4 separate regions of the Homo sapiens genome follow, and regions 2, 3 and 4 are each linked to region 1. The links are chromatin contacts, found by Hi-C or POLR2A ChIA-PET in ENCODE. All regions are on one chromosome and are shown on one strand. Each heading gives the region's core, a stretch centred on a gene start or an enhancer-like site at or near the end of the contact. The rest is flanking DNA. Distances are from core to core; before and after follow the strand shown.

Evidence for each region. Hi-C counts contacts between places; a loop is a spot of excess contacts on that map. ChIA-PET counts read pairs that join two places held with the same protein, here RNA polymerase II (POLR2A). Pooled maps may share reads with other maps.
Region 2: a loop to region 1 is called in a pooled map, with 7 times the contacts of the local background. The contact joins the promoter of PCYT2 here to the promoter of FAAP100 in region 1. A Hi-C loop is called at or near these places in 3 of 37 single-sample maps with no recorded cell type and 8 of 50 pooled maps. POLR2A ChIA-PET finds 5 or more read pairs at or near these places in 3 of 52 experiments (GM10248, WTC11 and activated CD4-positive, alpha-beta T cell).
Region 3: a loop to region 1 is called in a map of naive thymus-derived CD4-positive, alpha-beta T cell, with 18 times the contacts of the local background. The contact joins the promoter of P4HB here to the promoter of FAAP100 in region 1. A Hi-C loop is called at or near these places in 1 of 168 maps with a recorded cell type or tissue (naive thymus-derived CD4-positive, alpha-beta T cell), 4 of 37 single-sample maps with no recorded cell type and 11 of 50 pooled maps. POLR2A ChIA-PET finds 5 or more read pairs at or near these places in 6 of 52 experiments (A549, B cell, H1 and 3 more).
Region 4: a loop to region 1 is called in a map of CD4-positive, alpha-beta memory T cell, with 12 times the contacts of the local background. The contact joins the promoter of MCRIP1 here to the promoter of FAAP100 in region 1. A Hi-C loop is called at or near these places in 1 of 168 maps with a recorded cell type or tissue (CD4-positive, alpha-beta memory T cell), 7 of 37 single-sample maps with no recorded cell type and 10 of 50 pooled maps. POLR2A ChIA-PET finds 5 or more read pairs at or near these places in 2 of 52 experiments (GM10248 and Panc1).

The regions. Positions count from the first base shown.
Region 1 is chr17:81,550,962-81,553,668 of GRCh38, forward strand. FAAP100 (FA core complex associated protein 100) reads right to left here and starts at 1,392. Exons shown (of 9, transcript NM_025161.6): 1 at 1,205-1,392; 2 at 967-1,091; 3 at 1-242. The coding sequence starts at 1,369. LOC124904085 (a long non-coding RNA gene) reads left to right here and starts at 1,398. Exons shown (of 2, transcript XR_007065947.1): 1 at 1,398-1,545; 2 at 2,081-2,707. RefSeq lists silencers at 959-1,058, 1,119-1,358, 1,499-1,658, 2,239-2,318, 2,329-2,398 and enhancers at 1,799-1,918, 2,448-2,707.
Region 2 is chr17:81,910,091-81,912,797 of GRCh38, forward strand. PCYT2 (phosphate cytidylyltransferase 2, ethanolamine) reads right to left here and starts at 1,309. Exons shown (of 13, transcript NM_002861.5): 1 at 1,177-1,309. The coding sequence starts at 1,265. SIRT7 (sirtuin 7) reads right to left here. Exons shown (of 10, transcript NM_016538.3): 10 at 1,849-2,524. The coding sequence ends at 2,326. RefSeq lists silencers at 873-1,012, 1,173-1,462, 1,493-1,662.
Region 3 is chr17:81,859,174-81,861,880 of GRCh38, forward strand. P4HB (prolyl 4-hydroxylase subunit beta) reads right to left here and starts at 1,362. Exons shown (of 11, transcript NM_000918.4): 1 at 1,154-1,362; 2 at 8-214. The coding sequence starts at 1,298. It overlaps LOC124904086 (a long non-coding RNA gene), which reads left to right and starts at 1,937. Exons shown (of 2, transcript XR_007065950.1): 1 at 1,937-1,966. RefSeq lists silencers at 953-1,052, 1,263-1,482.
Region 4 is chr17:81,831,954-81,834,660 of GRCh38, forward strand. MCRIP1 (MAPK regulated corepressor interacting protein 1) reads right to left here and starts at 1,338. Exons shown (of 5, transcript NM_207368.5): 1 at 1,285-1,338. It overlaps PPP1R27 (protein phosphatase 1 regulatory subunit 27), which reads right to left. Exons shown (of 3, transcript NM_001007533.4): 2 at 2,550-2,700; 3 at 1,539-1,899. The coding sequence ends at 1,776. RefSeq lists enhancers at 1-315, 1,342-1,855, 2,369-2,707 and silencers at 957-1,516, 1,627-1,746.

The DNA of each region.
Region 1 (2,707 bases), core at 142-2,641:
AGGAGGACAGCTCCACCTCACCGATCTGGCCTCCTGGCCGGGGGTCCTCCCCAGGACAGGGCTGCTCAAACAGCTGCATCTTCCATCGGGCAGGGCCCTGCACCAGGGTGACCAGCACACTGTCCAGCAAGGTGAACGCGCACAGCGCAGCATCGGGAAGGATGCAGGCATCGGGGTCCACAGGGATCACGGGGGAAGGCTGGTCACCGTCCTCGCTGTCCCTGTCATCCTGGCTCGTAGACCTTTGAGAACAGGGACGCACTGGTCAGGCCTGGGCAGGGTGGGATTCCCACGTTCTCTTCACAATAACCTGGCATGGAGTAGTCTGGCTCAGGGGTTCCCGCAGTGACCCCCAAGGCCGCTCAGCAGTCCATCTGCCACATGGCCTCCCACCTTCCCCACGAAGGATACTCTTGACAAGAAGTACCAGGCATCCAAAACCAGCGTGAACCGACACCTGTCAGCATAGAACCGTCAGGCTGAGGCCCAGGCTGCAAAGTGCACAGGCTGCCCCCTCTACAGCCTGGGCCGCGGTCAGCAGCTGCTGGCTCTGCACTGAAGACAGGCCTGGCTGCCCGGAGCTCGCTTCCTTCCAACCCAGATGGTGTCCACTGATCACTGACTCGGGGTCACGGTGCCTTTGCTGTCTCCTCCCTCCAATAAAGACCCAACCTCGGGGGCGTGTCTCACCAGACAGCACCGGGCCACCAGGGCCCAAAGGACAGGATCCCGCGCCCCGCCGTGGGCTTAACCATGTGAACCCCACTTACTAAGGACTGTGAGCAAGACACTTGCAGAAAGAGTGCTGGGGGCAGGGGCTCCAGATAATCGGGCAGGGATGGCGGCCGAGGCTTCAGAGCTGGCGGCAGCCCGGGTCCCCAAGCGCGATGAGGTGGGGCTGCTCGCTCTGAAGCAGTCCGGGGGCAGCAGGAGTGTGCGGGAGGGAGGCCGCGGGCCCGCCCTCACCTGCTCCTGCCCGGGTGGTCCAGCGACAGGCAGTAGAGGCCCCTCCGGGCGCACAGCGCGTACAGCAACCTGCGCGGCGCCAGCAGCTCCAGGTGCCACACCTGGTCGGGGAACCGGAACGCCGCCTGCGGACCGGGGCGCGGGTCAGGCCGACGCGACGCGCGGGCCCGCGGTCTTCATTTTCACGCGAACCGCCGCCCCCGCCCGGTCCCTCCCGCCCCCGCGGGCCGGCGCTCACGGTCAGCAGCCCGCCCTCCTGGTCGTACACGTAGACGAGCTCGCTCCCGGTGGACAGGAAGACCTCTGCCTCATGGCACAGCACGCGGGGCTTGCCCGCCGCCAGGCCCCCGAGAGGGCAGCAGAAGCCCGCCAGGTAGCGGACCCGCGGCGCGGCGCCGGCCATCGTGCGCGCGGGCCCGTCAGAGTGAGAAGCCCCGGCCGCGCGGCGGCGGCTCCGCCTCGGAGCGCTTTACGGCAGCCCGCTGTGCGGCGCGACCTCCGCCGTAAAGCGGTCGGCGGTGCCGGGGGCGGGCCGGAAAGGACGCGCTGCAGGGACTCCGGGAGCTGGGGCGGTCGCTGGTACCCACGGGGAGCAGGGGAGCCTTCCTAGGGGCCGCGGCACCGTGCCGCAGGTCGAGGTTGACCCGGCCGGGCTGGTGGGAGCCCTCGGCGGCTTCATGGCCCCGGCTGCTGCACGGGTTCCCCAGGGTGGGGAAGCGGGTCCTGGCCGAGCAGAGGTTGCTCTTGGGCGGGGCGTCTCCCCGGAGCAAGCGCTCAGCTACTCGGGCTTTTGCGTAAACGCCTCGATTCTCTGGGCTCTCGGAGAGCAGCTGGGTCCTGCCGGAGCGCACTCCAGCCGGGGTCGGGGTGGGGCAGCGCCGGCTCTTGTCGTCCTAGGGATGGGTCTCTGCCCTGTGCTCTGCGAGCCGCCCCGGCCGCCCCCGCGTTCAGGGCCCAGCGGAGTGAGCCAGCTTAGGTGGAAGTGCGTCCCTCCCTCCGTGGCTGAACACGTGGGGACAGGGAGTACACCAATGGGGTTTCTGGGTTGGGGGCAGAGGACAAGAAAATGACTGTGAGCCAGGGCAAGATACCTCCACCCTCTCCCTCCTGGCAGCTCTCCACTTCCTCCAGGAGAGAAGTACTGACCAGAGAACGCCCGTGGAGGGGCCTGCAGTACGGACACCTGCTCCATGCCCGGAAGAGAGCGGAAACCAGGCACACCATTCACAAGTAAATGACCAAGGAACCCCGCCCCCGGCCCGCCTCCCTCCGTTTAAGAAGCCAATCTGAAGAGCGCTAAGGCCAGACACCCTCGAGGGAGAATCTAGGGGCAGGGCTGCAAAACTGGGCTTGGAAGTTAGGCAGACATCGTGGAGTCCGGGTGCACCTGCTGGAGCACAAAGCACCACTTGCAGACATCCTGACCGCCCCCCTTTGAGGTTGGGGTGGGGACTGACCCCAAGGCAACGGGGATGTCTGATTCTGAATGTTGGGTTAGACAGACTCAAGTGCGGCACCTGGAGTCAGTTCCTTGCTCCTCTCTTCTCGCCAGGGCTGCTCTGAAGGTGTTTGGGCTGGAAATGCTGTCTTTGATGCTGGGGAGTGGGGAGAGGAGGGCCAGGTGCATCTCATTTGGCCTTCAGAGTCAGGAAGTCAGATGCCGCATCGTTGTGAATTTCCCCACAGGGATCCTCCGCTGGTCTTCTGACCGAATTTCCCCACAGGAATCCGCAGGTCTTCT
Region 2 (2,707 bases), core at 59-2,558, 360 kb after region 1:
CCTGAAAATCCTGTCTCTCCTCCCTTACGGCCTCAAGCTCAGCAGGCTTAACGCTAAGGGTGAACAGCCACTGCCTTGCCACCTGGCTCGAGAGTTTTCATTCACAAATCTAGGTCTGCTAACACGTGAACTCTCAAGCCCAAAGCTACACAGCCCTGCCACCAACTGGGCCTCGCTGCCCTGGCTTCTTCGCCACTTCTTTACAGCAGCGGCCCATCCCCTCAAGTGGACAAAGCTGTCCCTGCCTCTCCAGGGAGAGGTGTGACCCTGGCAGCCCACACAGTGCACAGAGTTGCTCCACTGCACACCACTGCTTCCTCCCAGCACCCCTGCCACAGTGCGCGGAGCCCGGCAGACATGCTGGGTAAAATCTGGCGGGCCCATGTACCCACTGGACAGGCTGGAGGGGAGGAGGGGGCAGAGGCTGGGCCAGGGGAGCACAGTCTGGAATGGGGCTGGGGCCTGGTCAGGGCAAGGTCAAAGTCCACTGACACAAAGCCACATTCCTTTTCCCAGAGGTGACTCGGACACAGAAGACAAGGCCCTGCTTGCTCTCCTGGGAAGGGCTAATCAGATAGAGGCGCTTGCTTCCTGGATTCCATCCGGCAGGCACGTGAAAGGGTCAGAGGTAGCAAATTATCAGTAACGGTCGTCTTCCTTTCACTTGTTGACAACCCGAAACTTTTCTTAAAACAATGCCCTCTGACTGGCCAGGGAAGACCGATCGCATTCTAGCCCCGCGGAGGAGGACCCGGGAGCCCGCGGGCTTCACCGCGGGTCCCGGACAGGCAGGTCGCACCCGATGCCCACCTACAGGGACGCTCGCCCGGAGGCCAGGGGAACCCCTGGACCGGAGCCGGGCAAGCTGGTTGCTGGTGGTTACGGAGAAGCAGGGAGGCCGTGGCTCCAGATCTCAGCGCGGTGGCTGCACCGGAGAGGTCGGCGTGACCGGGCGGGGCCTCCGCCAGAGGTAGACGGGGTCGCCCACGGCAGGGCGCGGAGCCTCTGCAGCCCGACCCTCCCGGCAGGCGAGCCCCGCAGCCTGCCAGCCCCGGCCCATGCCGGACGAGGACGCCACCCAGAACGCGGGCCCGGTCCCCGGGCAACGGCTGGCGCGGCGCCCCGGAAGGAAGCCGGCCCCGGCGCCCCCGCGGCCCGCCCCGGCCCCGCGCTCACCAGCCATCGCACCACACCCTCACGGCGCGCCTGCCCCCCGGGCCCGGCTGCTCTGCGCCGCCTGCAGCCCCGCGCCCGTTCCGGATCATGGCCCCGCAGCGGCGGCGCGGACAGCCTGGCAGCTCCCGGCGACTCCGAGCGCCGCCGCCCGCCCCGCCAGGCGCACGCTCAGCGGCCGTCACGCGGGCCTCACCCGCTGCGCACGGCCAATGGCGTGCGCCGCTCGGCCCGAGCCCCGCCCCCGCCTCCCCCGCCCCGCCTCCCGCCCTCCGCCCCGAGCCCCACCCCCCGAAGGCCGCGCCCCACCGCACCTCCGCGCACGGCCAATGGCGTGAGCCCCTGACAGAGTCCCGCCCCCTCCAAACGCACAGCCAATGGCGTGTGCCGCGCTTTCCGAGCCCCGCCCCCCGACCCACACCTGGCCTCTCCGCACCGCCCACACCTGGCGCTCGGCTGGCGGGGCAGTGCGGCGTGGGGACCGTCCCACCGCCGCCACCTCCGGGAACCTCCACGGGGCGCTGTCCCAACCAGGGGAGTTTTTTTTCTTATTTTTTGGCACAATAATCTACAGTTGTCCCCTGTCCAACCAAGGGAGTTTTAAGCCACGACCGAGCTGCCAGGCGGCAGACCTGAGCCCGGGGAGCCCGCGCCGACCACTCGGGGACACCGGAAGCCAGTGCAGAAACGTTTAATAGAAATAAAAAGGTCTGCATAGAGCCGAGGCTCGGAGCCACCCCTCTGCCGCACATCCAGTACAGAGAGGATTCTATAAAGTTCACACTTTTTCATTAAGTAGTAGTAGAAATACGGTGAGGCCCTGAGACTGGCCTGGTGAGCGAGGAAAGGCCGCTGGGCGCTTCCACTCTGCAGGCCGGGGCTGAAATAACCCGAGTTCCGTTCTCACAGAAAGGTGCGGCTGCCACCTCTTGACACAGAGGCCGGATGGGCAGGTGTCCTCGATGGCCAGGCCGTATCAGGGTACAACCGCAGCAGTGCAAGGGGCTTCCTCAAGGACAAATGGCTAAAAATGTCACGGTGAAAATGTCATCCCCAAAGAGTTCGTTCTCCCTAGACCCGTGGGGGCAACCCAGCCTTCACCGTGACACTGGCCATCTGCAAAGTGCCAACTGTTCTTCATCGAGCACGTGATTACGTCACTTTCTTCCTTTTTGTGCGTTTTGTGCAGCCCCTGCCAAACCAGCCCCCTAGGATGGGGGCCGAGCTAAGCGGTGCACCCCGGTCCCCAGGCGGGGCCTCCTCTCTGCTTCTGCACAGCGACTTCCGACTGTGGCTGCCTTCTTCACCAGCACGCAGGGGAGTCGCCAGTGAGAAAATGGGATCCTGCCACCTGCCAAAAAGGGAAAGCGGCATCAGGCGGGCCTGGGAGCCTCTCGCAGTCACACCTGCCCCAGCTCGGGAAAGCTGTCTGCGGTCCCTGCCTTCCCATCCCCTTCCCTCCCGTGTCAACTGCGGCGGGGCTCTGGTTGGCGGCAGCTTCATTGTTACCAAGCTGCAGAACGGATGTGGGAGA
Region 3 (2,707 bases), core at 112-2,611, 310 kb after region 1:
GCCACACCTGTATATTCCTTGGGGGAAGCCGTGTCTCCATTCCTGAAGAACTTGATGGTGGGATAGCCGCGCACGCCGTACTGCTGGGCCAGGTCAGACTCCTCCGTGGCGTCCACCTTGGCCAACCTGATCTCGGAACCTTCTGCCTTCAGCTTCCCAGCGGCTTTGGCATACTCAGGGGCCAGAGCCTTGCAGTGGCCACACCAAGGGGCATCTGGAAGCGGAAATGAGATGCTAGAAAGCAGCCTTGATCCCTAAAGCAGCCTTGATCCCTCAGCAGTGCTTCCCTTTTTCCTCTGGCATTTCCCTTCATAAAAACCTTATCTACTCACCAAGATAACCCCTCCTAACGCACAAGGCTGAGCTGATAGCCTGGTGTTCTTGGGCAATATCAGGACAGAGGCCGTGAACGACAAACTACCACCAACCAACACCAGCCCCCACTCTGCTATGTCACCATCAGCACAGCCAGACAAACCTTTCAATGGTTGCTGACTTCTTATTCCCCACAGGCAACTAAGGCAAGGATCTCCCCTAGACTTTCCCTTTAAGACTACAGACAAAAGTGAAGAAGTGACCGTGGCGGCCTGTACCAGCACTAGCTGTGAGTATGAGATGCACATCCGTGCACACAGACCCTGAGTTGCTTAGGGTGAGAATAAGACGATCTGTCAATAGAGTTAGCAGCTGTGTCAGGCACAAGGTTCCCACCCCAGGGACAGAGCTCAAATCCTTATGGACGTGAGGAAGGCTTGGGATTCTCCTCTGAGACACCATCGGAAGGACTGCTGTGGCAAGCTGAAGGTGGGGTGGGCAGGAGCGGGGCGCCTTCCGGGTCGGCCCCCGGGGAGGACTCGGCAAGGCTGGACACTGGCTTGCTCTGTTTGCTCACACAGGTCGATCCTGTTCTTCTCGCACTAACAGGAAGATCCTGCCGTGCGCAGGGCGGGCATCGGGACGGCCCCCCGGCTCCCAGCCCGGCTCTCACCCCCAGGGAGCCCCTGACATGGCCCCCAAGGCGGGCAGCAAGGGAGCCCTTCAGTTCCGGGCGCGCCGGGGGTCCCGACCCCGGGGGCTGCCGGGCCGTGCCTGCGTCCCAAGAGCCTGGCTCAGCGGCCCCGAGCCCCGCCCGCCCGCCAGGCCCGGCGCTCACAGAACTCCACCAGCAGGTACTTGTGGGCCGCCAGCGCCTCCGCGAAGTTGCTTTTCCGCAGCACCAGGACGTGGTCCTCCTCCTCGGGGGCGTCGGCGCGCACCAGGGCGGCCACGGCCAGGCACAGCAGAGCGCGGCGCAGCATGTCGGACACGGATCAGGCGGGGCGCTTCGGTTGGCGCCGCCGGGACAGCGGGGGCGACGAGAGCGCGCGCCGGTCCCGGCCTCGCCTTTATAAATCCTGGGTCCGGGGCGCGCCTGCCCCCCCGCCCGCGCGCGCTGGCCGCGGCGCGCACGCGCCGCTGGGGCCCGCCTTCGATTGGCCGGCGGACTTCGAGGCTCGTCTTTGCCGCTCTCGGATTGGACACTCACACCAGGCCTGGCCCCGGATTCGGAAACGCTCCTGAGTGCTCCCTGGCCTTCGTTCGGGATTGGCCGAGGACCTCGCGCTCGCTGTCTTTCTTAGCCTCTCATTGGCTCCCGACAAGAACTTTTTCTGCCTTGGCTTCTAATTGGTGGCTTTCGCCTGCACCTTCCACGGGTCTGGAATGGCTGCCCCTTTCGGTAGCACGGACTCTGCGCCTCCTGATTGGCCAAGGGATGCGCGCACTCTGCGCGTTCCTTCGTCGAACGTGGCAGTGGGGAGGAGTTCCCAGTTTAGGGGCGGAGCTGCGGCTGCGCTTCCGAAACCCCTCGTGTTGCATTCTGACTGGACCGCGTACCCAACTGGCACGCCCCCCGGCCCCCGGACCGGAAGTTGGGGTGACGCAATTTCCGGCGCGCGTGTCAAGCGTGCGGCGGCGGCCGTGGAAGGTGGGGTTGGCCGCCTAGGGTCGGCGGTGGGCTCGGTGTGGGATAGCCGGCCCGGTCCGACGCGCTCCGCGAGGTCACGCGAGACACTCACCGAGGCATGGCGGCAGGGCCTGGGCATGGGAATCGTGCGCACAGTGCGAGGAAGCCTCGGAGGGGATACGAGCACAGGGCGGGTGGTTAGGAGAATGGGGCTGGAGAGACGGGCGGGAGGGGCGGGACCTGGGCCCCGGGGACCTGCCGGCTCCCAGGCCCCAGGAAGACGCTGCTCATGCGTGGAGCGGCCGCAGGAAAGGTACTCCCCGCTAAGGCCTTCAGGGAGCGGCCCTTTGCCCTGTGCGATCTCTTCCTTCCTTTCCCACGGGTTGCCAAATCCTGTGACGCTGCCCCTTCTCTGGTGCTTCTCAGATGCTCTGGTCGGCTCAGGAGACCTCGCAGCTGTTACACAGCTGTGGAAATACCCTGGGCGCTGCTTCACTCCGAAGGCAGCAGCTGGGTTTGCCTCCCGACTCGACCCGCCACCGAGGCTCCTGAGCACTTGAAATATGGCCAGTCCACCTGAGACGGGCTGTGAGTGCGCAATGCACATCAAACTTCTAAGACTGAGTGTGCGGGGCCGAGTGCGGTGGCTCACGCCTGTAATCCCAGCACTTTGGAAGGCCGAGGCGGGCGGATCACGAGGTCAGGAGTTCGAGACCAGCCTGATCAACATGGTGAAACCCCCTCACCTCCCGTCTCTACTAA
Region 4 (2,707 bases), core at 88-2,587, 280 kb after region 1:
TTAGAGACTTCCAGGTGGGGAGGGGACAGAACCCCAGTCTCTGGCCTCCCAGTCCCAAATTCTTTCCCCCACACAGCCACATGCCTAAGAACAGGCCATGAGGTAACACTCCAGCAACGTGACAATAGTGAGGTTCCAGAGTTAGAATCAGTGACGCCATCGCTAGTCACCATGCTCCTCCGGAGTTTCTGAGATTCAAAGTTTCTAAGACTCCACTTTCTCTTCGTGTTCTGTGTCTTTTTCAGCCAACGAGGCTAGAAAATGATCTATTGCCCAAGCAGGCGCACGAGGATACGGCTGTCACAGCTGCCACACTGGCACCTCGTGGTCCCTTGAAGACCGCCCAGGGAAAGCCTCTAAGCGCTGCACCACCTCCTCACCCTCTCCCCTGGGTGGTGGCAGCAACAGCCTGAGCGTGTGCGCCCTCCTCCCCATCCTGATCCCACTCAAACCACAACCTCCCCTGACTCGCCCCAAATCCAGCCCTGTTGGCTCTTCCTTCACGTCCCACTTCCCACCCTCTCTACACGTTCTCGCCACATCCCACCCAAAGTCCACTCACTGGTCCCTGTTTACACCTCAGGGCCTTTGGTCAAGCTGTCTTCTCTGCCCAAAACTATCCTACTCATCCTTGGGGATCCAGCTGAAAGACCACCTTCCTGCGACGGCTACCCAGGGGCAGGAGGGAGAGAAGCACAGCCCGTGCCCCGTATGGCTCCCGCCCCCGCGGTCACAACCACCGCCCAGTGAGTGCCTAGAAGGCAGGCGGAGGCCCCGTTCTCCCCGTTAGGCCCAGCATCACCGCCCGGGGAGACGGGAAAGAGGGCAAGGCCGAAAAATGGACAGAAAAAGAATGCGGACGGCCGGGCCCGCGGCGCTCCGAGAATCGGAGGCATCCTCAGGCACGGTCCCTCCAGGAGACCGGGAAAGCGGGGCTCTGTCAGCCCCAAAGCCCCGACGGCGGCAGAAGGCTGGCCCGCTGCGAGCGTCCGGCGGCGCTGGGTCCCCGGCACCTGCCCCTGCCTGGGCGGGAAAGGCGCTCAGTCCGAGCCGCGCCCTCCCCACGCGCGCTCCCAGGCGCCCCGCGGGCCGCGCCCTCCTGCAGGTGCCGGGCGGGGAACGCGGGCCCCTCCCTCGGACCCCGGCTGCCCGGCCACTCCCCCGCGCCCGGCCCCGCCCGGCCCTGCAGGGCACCCGCGGCCGCGCGGCGACACCAGGGCGGGGCCCAGCCGCGCCCGCCCCGCCCCGCCCCGTCCCCGCCGCCCGGCGCCGCACCCGCCTCACCTCGCCCCGACCCGCCGCCACCGCCTCTTCCAGCTGGGAGGCCCCGCCGGAAGTGACGCCACCGCGGGCTGCACAGGCGCAGGCGCAGCGCGCTCTCACGTGACCGCCCGGCTGGCGGAGGGCGGGGGCGGCCGGGATTCCCGTGCGGGGTTGGGGCTCGTGGCGGAAGCTCCGGACCTCCCTGGCCCGAACGGTGAGCGCCGCCGGCCACTGGGAGCGGCCAGAGCCCAGTAATCAGGACACCACCACAGGGACCACGTGTGTAGACCCAGGCCCCCTCACCTGGGAGTCACGTTTATTGAAAAAGTAAAAAGTGTCACAGTAAAAAATTCACCTGGGGACAAAGCCAGGCCTAGGAGGGGTGGCGGGGTCGTGGAGGGACGGGTCCGGCCGCCCCTGGCCCACGGGTGGGGCACGTGCTGGCCCATGGGCGACGCGCGGCTTCTCCAGGGAGGCGGCCCTGGGCGCGGGGGCGGGCGGGCAAAGCTGGCTCAGTCCATCGTGGTCCCTTTGAAGAGCTCCACCAGCTCCTTGTAGTCCGGGTCGATGAGGTCGGAGGGCAGGTCGCCATCGTCGTTGGTTGCATCCCTGTCCGCTCCCAGGGAGATAAGGTACCTGGGGTGTAAAGGTCGCTCTGGCTGAAGCGGGGAGGAGCCAGGAGAGTGCTCGCCCCAACCCGGGTCAGAGGGCCAGAGTCCTGGGGTCACCTGTGTGTCCCCCACCTTGGGGTCCTAAGGTCCGGGTAGGGTGAGGAGGAAGAAACCTGACCCTTTGGAAGCTGTGGCCAGCTTTTCAAGTTGGTTCTATTGAGGACAAAGGCAGAAACAGGATTCCAGAAGCCTCTAGGGTTTGCAGGGTTCTTTTTTTGTTTTTTTTGTTTTTTGAGACAGAATTTCGCTCTTATCACCCAGGCTGGAGTGCAATGGCATGATCTCGACTCACGGCAACCTCCACTTCCCGGGTTCAAGTGATTCTCCTGCCTCAGCCTTGAGTAGCTGGGATTACAGGCGCGCGCCACCACGCGTGGCTAATTTTGTATTTTTAGTAGTGAGAGGGTTCTTGTCACGAACTCCTGACCTCAGGTGATCCGCCCACCTCGGCCTCCCAAAGTGCTGGGATTACAGGCGCAGGCGTGAGCCACCGCCCCCAGCCTCTAGGGTTCTTGCCGACACCACCCGGGCTACATTTTGGGGCTCCCATCCTGGGGACCCACTGAGGCCCGGAGGGGTCGGGTTCAAGCCTGTGTAGACCCAGGGCCCCCTCACCTGGCTATGTCAGGGTACCCATCGCTGCAGGCAATGTGCAGGGGTGTCCAGCCCGCCTCATCTCGCTGGTGAATGTCAGCCCCGTATTTGACCAGCAGCTTCACGCATTCCAGGTTTCCAGAGAGCACGGCTTCATGCAAGGCGGCCAGGCCTGGGCA